2 separate regions of the Homo sapiens genome follow, and region 1 is linked to region 2. A link is an interaction called in ENCODE POLR2A ChIA-PET data of the cell type or tissue named here. Cell type or tissue: CD4-positive, alpha-beta T cell. All regions are shown on one strand. Links, peaks and the distances in the headings refer to the core of each region. The heading gives the core; the rest is flanking DNA. Region 1 overlaps LOC105371635 (a long non-coding RNA gene). Region 2 overlaps LINC02818 (long intergenic non-protein coding RNA 2818).

Region 1 (5,378 bases), core at 233-5,232, 120 kb before region 2:
CAGAACTTAAACTTTAATACTGTATAGTTATCTATTCTTTGAAGGTGGTGGGGAAACACCAACAACCCCTAATCTCTTTCAGAAGCTACAAGTACTGATTCTATCTTGCTGCATTGAAAAAGTTTTAAGAAAAAAAAATCACTTTGCCATCTTTATTTTGGCCTTTCCATGCAGATGTGTTTTCACCTCCTTTATAAATTACTGCTATAGGAAAAAATAGAAAATTTTTACAATTTTGGCACATTTTTTAGTCTTTAAAATGATTTTTTTAATTCCAGGGCATTAAGTTTTGTGTTTGTCTGCCTTTCTGGGGGAAGGTTCTTGGCTTGCTCAGATTCTCAAAAATGATTAAGAATGCCTGCAGGAGGCCGGGCGCAGTGGCTCATGCCTGTAATCCCAGCATTTTGGGAGGCCGAGGTGGGCAGATCACCTGAGGTTGGGAGTTCAAGACCAGCCTGACCAACCTGGAGAAACCCCATCTCTACTAAAAATACAAAATTAGCCAGGTGTGGAGGTGCATGCCTGTAATCCCAGGTACTCGGGAGGCTGAGGCAGGAGAACCACTTCAACCTGGGAGGCAGAGGTTGTGGTGAGCCGAGATCGCGCCATTGCACTCCAGCATGGGCAACAAGAGTGAAACTCCATCTCAAAAAACAAAAACAAGAATGCCTGTAGGAATTCTGCATCCTGTAATATGACTATTTGCTCACCAGATTCTCGGTGAGATGGAAAACTGATTAACCCTTGTGACTTCACTCTCAAATGAAGACAAGCAAATTCTGTGGTCAGAGCCTGGTTTTAACTCACATCAGGAGTCAGCTCTAATAACCATCACTTACAGAGGACTTTACAAATTGCAAAACAGCAGAGGCTGCTGCCAACTAAAGTTTAAATCACATTAACACAAGGATAGTATATAAGACAAGGGAGTAGTTTGATAAGTTCTACACCTCTGTTGGCTTCTAGGAAGCAAAACGTTTACAAAGAAGATAGACCAGCATTCACAAGAGAACTGATCGGATAATAAGAGTTTTATGGAGTTCATATGTGCCACAAGCTGTTTATTCTGTGTGCTTTTATATAGATTACATCATGTAATCCTTGCAACAGCACCATGGGGTAGGTGGTGTTATTACTCCCATTTTACAGATAAGGAAATCAAGGCACAGAAATGCATTTTGCCAACATCATGTCAGAAATTAATATTGTATTACAATAATCTTAATATCCAATTACTAAATGCTCATTATATGCCAAAACTTTTACATATTTAATATTTACAGCATCCTTGTTACTATTCTTTTTTTTACAAGAGGAAAAACTTGAGGATCAGAAAATTATTTACCAAGAATCACGCTAGTAAGTGGTAGGACCTTAAATAAGTCAGATTTCGCCAAAGAGTTGCCCATATTATCTTCTTATACTTCTCCGATTACCTATTAAACCAATTCCAGTTCCACCTACACCACTCCACCAAAACTGCTCCTGTCAAGGTCTCCAGCAACTCCATGCTGAATCCACTAGTCAGCCCTCAGTCATCCCATCTGACTTATCAGTAGCATTTGATACACTTGACAATCCTCCTCCCTGACACTTTCTGTCCTCCCAGCACATCTCATTCTCTAGGGTTTCCTCGTACTCATTGGTCAAAGCCTTAGCATCTTTTGTGCCTCCTCCTCTTTTTCCTGGCCTCTTAATGCTGCAGGGCACCAGGCCTCATTCTCTTGGGAATTCCCCCAGTCTCCTGGCTTTAACTACCATCTACATCTATAGGAAATCCTGTTGGCTATGCTTCCAAAATGTGTCTGGAATCTGCCGGCTTCTCACCAACCCTACCTCCACCACCAGGTCAGAGTTACTGTACTGAGCCTGGACCACTTCGCAGCCTTGTCTGGCTTCCCTGCTGTCCACAGTGCTCTCTCACTCTGCTCTCCACAAAGCAGCCAGAGGGGCCCTTTCAAGCTCCAAGGCAGCTGGCATCCCTCCTCTGCCCAAGGCCCCCTGAGGGCTCCCAGTCTTACTCAGAGTCCTTACAATGGTCCACAGCGGTGTTGCCAAAGACAATGCAGGATGCCCAGTTAAATACGGATTTCAGGTAAACAGCTAATAACTTTCTAGTTTAAGTATGGTTTCATGCAATATTTGAGGCATATCTGTATTTTTAAAATTATTATCTGAAATTCAAATTTAGCTGAGATTGCAAATTTTTATCTGCTAAATCTGCCAGGCATATCCACCAGCTCTACATATGCCCCCCGTTACCTCCTTGACCTCATCTCCCATGATCTCCCCCTTATTCACTGCACTCCCCCACACTGGCCTCCTCACTTTCTTCCAGTGCATAGCTCCTCACTTTGGGCTCTTGCCTTGGCTGTTCTTCCTCCAGCATCTGCGTCTTCTCAAAGAGGTAATTTCTAAAATGACTTCTCAACGCTGTGCTCCCAATGCCCCTAATCCTGCTCCACTTTTTTCCATAGCACCTGACTTCTAACATGACTCATTCTTTTTATTGTGAACTGTAGGTCTCCACCAACCAGAATCTAAACTCCACCGGGCAGGTATTTTTGTCCATTTCGTGCATTATCATATCCCAAGAGGCTAGAACAATAGCACCTCTGTACACAATAATTGTTTGTTTATTGTGAATGAATGATTTCAAAGGCTTTTGCTCCTTTCCATTGCATTATATATTCCCTCTGTTTCAACTTACGATAAATATCTGAACAAACTGAGAGTGCACAGCCTGGAGAGGAGATTACGGGCAGAGGTGGAGAATGTGCTCACACCTCAGCTGGAGTGGTCCTTTTGTTGTGGGACAGTCTGGTTCAAGGCACAGAACTGTCCACAGCTCTCTGCCCAGGCAATTGCCACATTCCCCACACCCTCAGTATTGCCCTCTATTTAACAACAAAAAAGTGTGTATTTTCTATGTGCCAGTTCCTGTGCTGACCTCCAAGAATACAAGGATAAACAAGATAATGCTACCTAGGAGGACCAGGCAATGAGCTTGAGGTTCTTGCCTGATTGATAAAATGAAAAAGAATTGGGCCTGACTGCCCAGAATCACCGCAAGGGCCACAAGCCCTTATATCCTATCATCTCCCCCCAGGTTATTTCCTACTTTGGTAACCCCCAAGAGAAAACCAAAGTGAATGTTAAGCAGGAGCAGTGAGAAGAACATCTGCTGTAACCTCTCTATGACCCCAATGCAGTAGCTCAGCAGAGATGAATTAAAGCGCAGGAAGCTTGTTGGCGTCAGTCTCCATTGACGCCAACAGGAAGGTGGAGCAGAGAAGCAGATTTGCTGCTGAAAATCATTTCCCCTGGAAAGTCCCAGGAGAAAAAAAAAAATCATTACAGCTGGGATAATAATGTTTACTCAACAGCCTTGTGTAAATTTTTGACCCACCTTATTTCTGCACTATTAGGGTCTGGAATTACTGATTAAAGATATTATTATGTTGGTGCAAAAGTAATTGCGGTTTTTGCTATTACTTTCAATGACAAAAACCTCAATTACTTTTGCACCAGCCTAATACCATCTTAATATGCAATTGCTAGCTGGAAAAGTCTAGGGCAGGTTACAGAGGTGTAGTATTAACATGGCTAAAACACACACAATAGAAAATGGAGAAAGAAGTATCTTGAGGGGAGCATGGTTTGCAATGCCCTTTTCTCTTCTCCCTTTCCCCTTTCATTCCAGGTGGGCCTCCAGCATGTCCCTAGTCACCAAATTACAGAGCTGTCATTTTCTAATTCAATGAAAATTTACTGGGGGCCTGTTTGACACAGGCTGTGTCACCTCCTGTCTCCAGGGTATTAAATTGACTAAAAGAGCTCATCCTTTACTAAAGAGGGTAGCTCCCTAGTGCAACTGTGACCAGGCATAGAGGGGTAAAAAGTCGGCCCTGGCATTAACTAAATGCCCACAGCAAGAGCTTGTTCTTTCTTCTTGTAAAAAATGACCAGATGCTAGAACTCAGGACACCTTGGATGACACCCAACATTCTAGAGGAAAATCATAGATAGACCTGGCAGATCTCGTCAGGCAGAGCTGGCCTGGCAAAACTGGGAAGTGAGCCATACTGATCCTCAACATTCTCCAATTTTCATTTTCAGCTCTTTTCCCTCTGACCATTATTTGGTTCTGCCCCATGAGTGGCCACAAAGTCCCCCTGCCCTGCCCTCCCCTATCACAACCCACCCAAGGACCTTGCTAGGTGACACTGACCCATTCCACATTTTAGAGTCTGAAATTATTCCTCAGTCTTCCCAGCACTTTGGGAGGCTAAGGCAGGCGGATCACGAGGTCGGGAGTTCGAAACCAGCCTAGCCATTATGGTGAAACTGTGTCTCTACTAAAAAACACAAAAATTAGCTGGGTGTCGTGGCGTGTGCCTGTAGTCCCAGCTACTCAGGAGGCTGAGGCAGGAGAACCACTTGAACTCAGGAGGCGGAGGTTGCAGTGAGCTGAGATCACGCCACTGCACTCCAGCCTGGAGTGCAGTGCAGTAAACATTATTATCCCAGCTGTAAGCGAGTGAGACTCCATCTCAAAAAACAAAACAAATACCCAAAAAATATTGCTATCTAGCAAGGGAATGTGACAAAACCAATTGAAAAGGAATAAACTAGTGACTATAATAGTTTAGATAACTTCCTGGAGTGCTTGCCTTTTGGAGAGGCAATAAATAAGAAAATGAGGCTCTGAATGACCAGAACCAAATAGAACCTTCTTAGATTCTATTCTATTTCTCAAAGTAATATGAGAATTAACTAAAATCTTGAGATTTTTGCCAAGGACAAAACATTACATTGACCCTTCTAGTAAATGAGACAACTGCACTTCTTAATCCTCCCTTTTCCAGACAAATACCAGTCAGTAGGTCCCTCATTTCTAACTCCTCATATATGTCAATAGGACATAGCATTTTTAAACTATGAAAAGATGTTAAATTTCATCACTTTAACAATGTATAATTTAATCACATATAAAATGAAAGATGGTTGTTAGAGTTCTTCCAAGATAAGTCTCTAGCTCCTCACAAATTTAAAGGATCCATTTTAAACTTATGAAGAGGCTGTAAGAAGAGACACTAGAACCAAATGTGAACAGACATCTAGACAATTGATTCTGGATGGCTAAAGCTCAACTTCTTCATTTAATTAACAAATACTTGTTGAGGACTTACCGTGTGCCAGGCATCAGGCTCGATGCTGAAGATGAAAGACTGTTCCTGTCTTCAGGGATCTCACAGTTTGGTGGGACAGGGCAGAAGAAACTTAAAATAAGCAACTACGACAGGCTGTGATAAGTGCCATTATGGAGCACGTACAGGGAACATTGGGAGCACAGAACACTTCACTCACTCTAGGGT
Region 2 (5,378 bases), core at 154-5,153:
CAGGTGTTAGAGAAATAAAAATGAAAATGCCACCCCTGCCCTCAAGGAGCTTATTAAATTCCAGGGTGGAAAATTAACATGTATTTTCACAGGTGAGCTACTAAACCTTCCCAGGTATTTACTTGCTTGAGACTAAAATAAGCTACAGTGGAGACTGCAGGTAGAAAGTGGAGTCAGGTGTTCAAAGACTGGCCATAATCAGAGACTGGTGGGTCCATCTGCCTGCCAAATGTGGAATCATGACTTTAGGAAGCTGATGTTAGCCTCAGTGTTTCTTTCCCACCAGACTTTGTCCTCGGGAAAAGAGTGAAATTACTACGGATGGGTCTAGATCACTAGAGGAGGGGCAGGGAGCTATTGATCAAAGCATTTTTTAGACAGTGAAGACAGACTTGCTACCAAGCAATGGGCTTACTGCCCGACACACAGAGAAGCCAATACTATGGCTTTGGGCTTTGAGAAAAGAAAGGCTGGCCGGGCACGGTGGCTCATGCCTGTATTCCCAGCACTTTGGGAGGCCAAGGTGGGTGGATCACGAGGTCAGGAGTTCAAGACCAGACTGGCCAACATAGTGAAACTCCGTCTCTACTAAAAATACAAAAAATTAGCTGGGCGTGGTGGCAGGTGCCTGTAATCCCAGCTACTCAGGAGGCTAAGGCAGGAGAATCACTTGAACTCGGGAAGTGGAGGTTGCAGTGAGCCGAAAGCACACCACTGCACTACAGCGTGGGCGACAGAGTGAGACTCCATCTCAGAAAAAAAAAAGAAAAGAAAAGAAAGGCTTTGTTCTGAGGTCAACTGCTAAGGGGACAGCAGGCAAAACTCAAATCTGCCTCCCATATCTGGGTTTTGGGGCAAGTTTTATGGGTTAGGAAGGACTGGTTGGTATGTGAAAGTGCTGGCAGGGCAGGATTTGATTGGAAGGACTTCAAATGAGACGACTTTTGGTAAGGCATGGGGAGGGGTCTTATCACCAGAAATTCCTAGACAACTGACCCCCCACTTTTGAAAATGTTCCAGTGTTCAGGTTCCACATAAGTCCCAAACGTTTAGTTCCATGGTTGGGGAAAAGACTTTAGTTCCCAGTGTCATTTGAGGTCGAAGTTTTCTTTTCTGTGCATGCCCTGGCTGCGTAAGTTGCAACTTCTTAGCTCTGTGTCTGCAAAATAACTGGCCGTTCTGTTATCCACAGAGTAGGGCCAGATAAGACTGGTCTGGTGGTTACAAACTGAAATTCAACCAGAGATGGATGCAGATATACAGAGGATGTGCTAGGTGAAAGGCTACAGTCTTGAGAAGGTAGACAGAAATAATGTGGTAAATGAAAGCAATAAGAGGAGAAAGAAGACAGATGCTAAGATATGCTCCTGACCATTAGAATTACAGAGTTCTAGGGCTAGAAGGACCGTCAGAGGTCATCACATCCACCTCCACCTCAATGCATGACCACAGAAACCATCTGACAGGAAAGGGTGTGTCCAGTTTTGAAGGATAATCAAACAATCCTGGAGTGCAAGGTGTTCATTACAGAGCAAAGCCAGCCCTGGAAGAGCCTGACCCATGGGCACTCAGCAACTATTATTGAGTCAACCAGCTGCAAAGGCTCAAGGGAAGGGGTTTGCATTTGCCCTTCTCATTCCTCTCAGAAACTCAAGCACCTGCTACCTCGTTGTAAAAGGGAAGAAAAAGACTGAGCTACGCAAGATACGTAGGCAGAAGATACTTAAAAAGGGGTTATAACTCCCATGCGTTCATTTCTTAGACACTGGAACCACACAGGGACTAAAACAGGAGACCCAGGAGTGGCTACAGGATGGGAAAGAAGCAGATGGAAGATGCAGGACTTCCTACATCTTTGTGATTCTACAAGAAAGTGTGTTTACAGGAGCTGGATAAATGTAGCAGGCTTTGGCCACAGGGGCACTTGGATCTGTACCCCACATGGCTAACAGAGCCAAAGCCCTGTCACAGCACTGTCGTGGTTGCAGCCATGAGGCCAGATCACAGCCAGCCCAAGGCAGTGTTGAGGATGAGGAGAAGGTGGAATCTGGCACCCCTTGGCGGGGCAGCTGCAGGTGGCCGTCGTAGTGAATCAAACCCAGCAGGCACCACTCAACAAAACTACCTTCACCTCCCAGATAGCCACAGCTCACTGGGCCACCGTCATGCTTCAGCATCACCTCAGCAAACAAGCCAGTTCTCACTCCAGTTTTTAACATTTTAAGAATGTGAAACTAGAGCAAATTTCAAATAACAAGGCATAGTTGTGGTTTTCCTCACAGGGATGTTTCTACTCCTCCTATTGGCACCTGCTTTAAACATTAAGTGGAACATGTGATCTCAAAACCACTGAACGACTTTGATGTTCGGGATGAAAAAGAAAAGAGTGAAGATGGTAAGCAAGGGACCATTTGCTAATTTTTCCCAAATGCATCTGTGAACCCCTTCCCCCATAAAACAAATTGGTTTGCTTTTTAATATGGTGTGTTTTCTCCAGATGACTGTGAAAATTCCTGCTCATTGATGCTACCAGCTGGGACTGGTGGATGGAGAGTTAATCAAAACAACTACGTAAATCTACAGGTTCTCATCCTTCCTCTGCAAAAGGTTGTCTATGCACCAGAACAAGCCATCTCTCTAGTCTTTATTTAGTGTTTTGTGTGACAAAAACTTACATGCAATGCTGCCCACCAGGAAGTAAGGTAAGGCAAAATGATGGGGACTAAATGCTGTCTGAAAAATAGCCACTCCAGCCTGAGCAAAGTAGTGAAACCGCATCTCTACAAAAAAAAAAAAAATTTTTTTTTTTTTTTTTGGAGACAGTTTCGCTCTTGTTGCCCAGGCTGGAGTGCAATGGTGCAATCTTGGGTCACTGCAACCTCCGCCTCCTGAGTTCAAGTGATTATCCTGCTTCAGCCTCCTGAGTAGCTTGCATTACAGGCGCCCACGACCACCCCTAGCTAATTTTTTGTATTTTTAGTAAAGACGGGGTTTCAGTATGTTGGCCAGGCTGGTCTTGAACTCTTGACCTCAGGCAATCCACCTGCCTTGGCCTCCCAAAGTACTGGGATTACAGGCGTGAGCCACCACGCCAGGCCAAAAAAAATTTAAAATTAGCCAGGCACGGTGGTGCATGCCTGTGGTTCCAGCTATTCCAGAGACTGAGGGGGGAGGATTGCTTGAGCCTGGGAGGTCGAAGCTGCAGTGAACTGTGTTCGTCCCACTGCACTCCAGCCCAGGTGACGGAGCTAGACTCTGTCTAAAAAAAGAAAGAAAGAAAAAAGAAAAACCCTGCTCATGGTCTTCACCCAGTTTTTACTCCCCATCAGACTACAGCTCTTCATCTCTTCAAGACCCTTCTGCAAAACAGCTGCTGCATCCCCATTGGGCCTGAAAGGGTCACCCCCTCAGATGAGAGGCATGTTTGCATTTTCTTTCTACCTGGGTTTTGACCTGGGTTCTGTGCATGAAAATTTGTCAGGGGACAACCAGCCCAAATCACAGCTGGGAATATCATTATCTGCTGCAATGAGTAGCAGATAATGACCCATAGGGCCTAGTGGATTAATTATTTCTAATGCAGGGCTGGTTTCTCCTCCTGTATCCTCTTCGAAGCATGCTGCTACAAAGTCTCAAAATGTTGATCCACTTGGAGACTTTGAACAGCATATTGCTTATGGATACCCTATTGTCAGCAAAAAAGGACATCCTCCCAAACTATATATTCTTAGTCCTATTTCCCATAGATAAAAGAGGGAGGATCCTATTCAAAGGTTACAAACCTTGGGGTGGAAGGAAATATTCACCCAAACCATACGAGGGGCTTTTTTCTCCGTATGTCATTAGGATAGCTGATGTTCAACTCAGTTGTTGGCACATGTGGGTATTCGGTAAATATTTGCAAATTGAATGTGTAGCCTCATACCCAAGATTACAGAAAGCAAAAAAGTCGGGAGACAAAAGGATTACAGAATTAGGAATACTTGGAGAAGAACTAAGGACCACCAGTGGCTTTGGTATGAGGGTGTTTATATTCTCATTCTAGGAATAAATATTTTCACAGATCTTCTATTATTCAACATCATTTGTAAGATAATCCAGTAGAGAGGGGTTTCCTTTCACAGAAAACCATGGCAGTTAGGAAGCAACTCAGGCACTGTTTATCTCCGCGAGGGTCCTCAGTGAATTGAGTCGTTCCAAAGATGAATAAAGATTCCTTGTTTCCAGAAAATGGAAGGAAATCTCACAGTGCTGGAGGGAATAGGGGAAGCAGAGATAATCCATTCTCATCTTTCATATTTGACTATGAAAAAGAATTGGTATTTTAAACAAACTTAGAACTTCACCAGATGTGGGTTTTTAGATTTGAGACACAACACTTTCTAGCTGCTTCCAGCCATAGTAAAATCATAAAAACAAAGCTACCCAGAACAGAGTTTGCTTGCTTCTTGGATATGCAGACTTAATGTCATGAAGATGCCAATTTCCCACCAGATCACTAGAAAAATTAATGCAATCCTATGAAAAATATTTACTTTTTAGACAAGGTGATTTTAAAGTTCATTTGAAAGAATAAGTAATAATGCTAGAAAAATTCAGAAAAAAAAAATGAGCCACCACCAGATATTAAAGCCACAATAATTAAAACTGTGTGGTACTTATGCCTAATCAGCCAGGTCAATGGATCAGCATAGAACATTCAGAAAATAAGCACAAATACATATGAGAATCCAGTATGTGACAAAGTGGCATTTCAAATCAGTGAGGAAAAGATGGATTCTCAATCAACTATGTTTGAACAGTTATAGCAATTCAAATGAAGCATGTCATTGATTTGTTAAATTTGAATATTCACTTTCAAATATATAAATGCAGTCTATAATGTAACTTGAAGTGGAAATCACCTTGTGTGCATTAAAAATCTACCATTCAATTTAATAAACAGTTATTACTGCAAGAATAAAATGCTGCAATAATTTATGATCAAGAAAGTTTATGTACAAAAATTATTATGAACCTGAAAATAAGGAAATAAATTGGCAGTCATTAACATTGAGATATATTTAGAAAAATATTAGATTATTTTTCAAACAAACACCACATATTAAAATGTAAATAATACAAAGCAGACAAAAAATTAGACATAATTATCATCTTCATATGATTATTTAGGGTACTTTTAACAGAATAGTCTTTAAAAACTGTATTTAACTTTGTTTAGGCTATGAGTCTTAAAAAAAAAAAAAAAGTCCTATTAGGAATTCTTCACATTTTGTAAAGATGTATTAAAAATGTCAACTTTGTCCAGATGCAGAGCCCCAGGCCTGTAATCCCAGTACTTTGGGAGGCTGAGACGGGCAGATCACAAGGTCAGGAGA

The links. ChIA-PET counts read pairs that join two places held together with the same protein. Peaks named below come from ENCODE experiments on the same cell type or tissue, not always from the same donor. Only the 100,000 strongest peaks of a DNase experiment are listed, where the experiment ranks them.
Region 1: POLR2A ChIA-PET joins it to region 2 with 5 read pairs; 4 of 35 experiments call an interaction of 5 or more read pairs at or near these places.

What each region holds. Positions count from the first base shown.
Region 1 is chr1:179,706,799-179,712,176 of GRCh38, forward strand. LOC105371635 (a long non-coding RNA gene) reads right to left here. Exons shown (of 3, transcript XR_922329.3): 2 at 5,193-5,251. Among named protein-coding and RNA genes, the nearest start is that of FAM163A, 34 kb to the right of the region's middle. RefSeq lists an enhancer at 2,974-3,043. In CD4-positive, alpha-beta T cell, for the core only: no CTCF peak of the experiment used is centred there; a DNase peak (open chromatin) is centred at 3,233.
Region 2 is chr1:179,829,922-179,835,299 of GRCh38, forward strand. The region is part of intron 1 of LINC02818 (long intergenic non-protein coding RNA 2818); the gene reads right to left. Among named protein-coding and RNA genes, the nearest start is that of LINC02818, 4.0 kb to the right of the region's middle. In CD4-positive, alpha-beta T cell, for the core only: no CTCF peak of the experiment used is centred there; a DNase peak (open chromatin) is centred at 2,300; H3K4me3 peaks cover 955 bases; H3K27ac peaks cover 578 bases.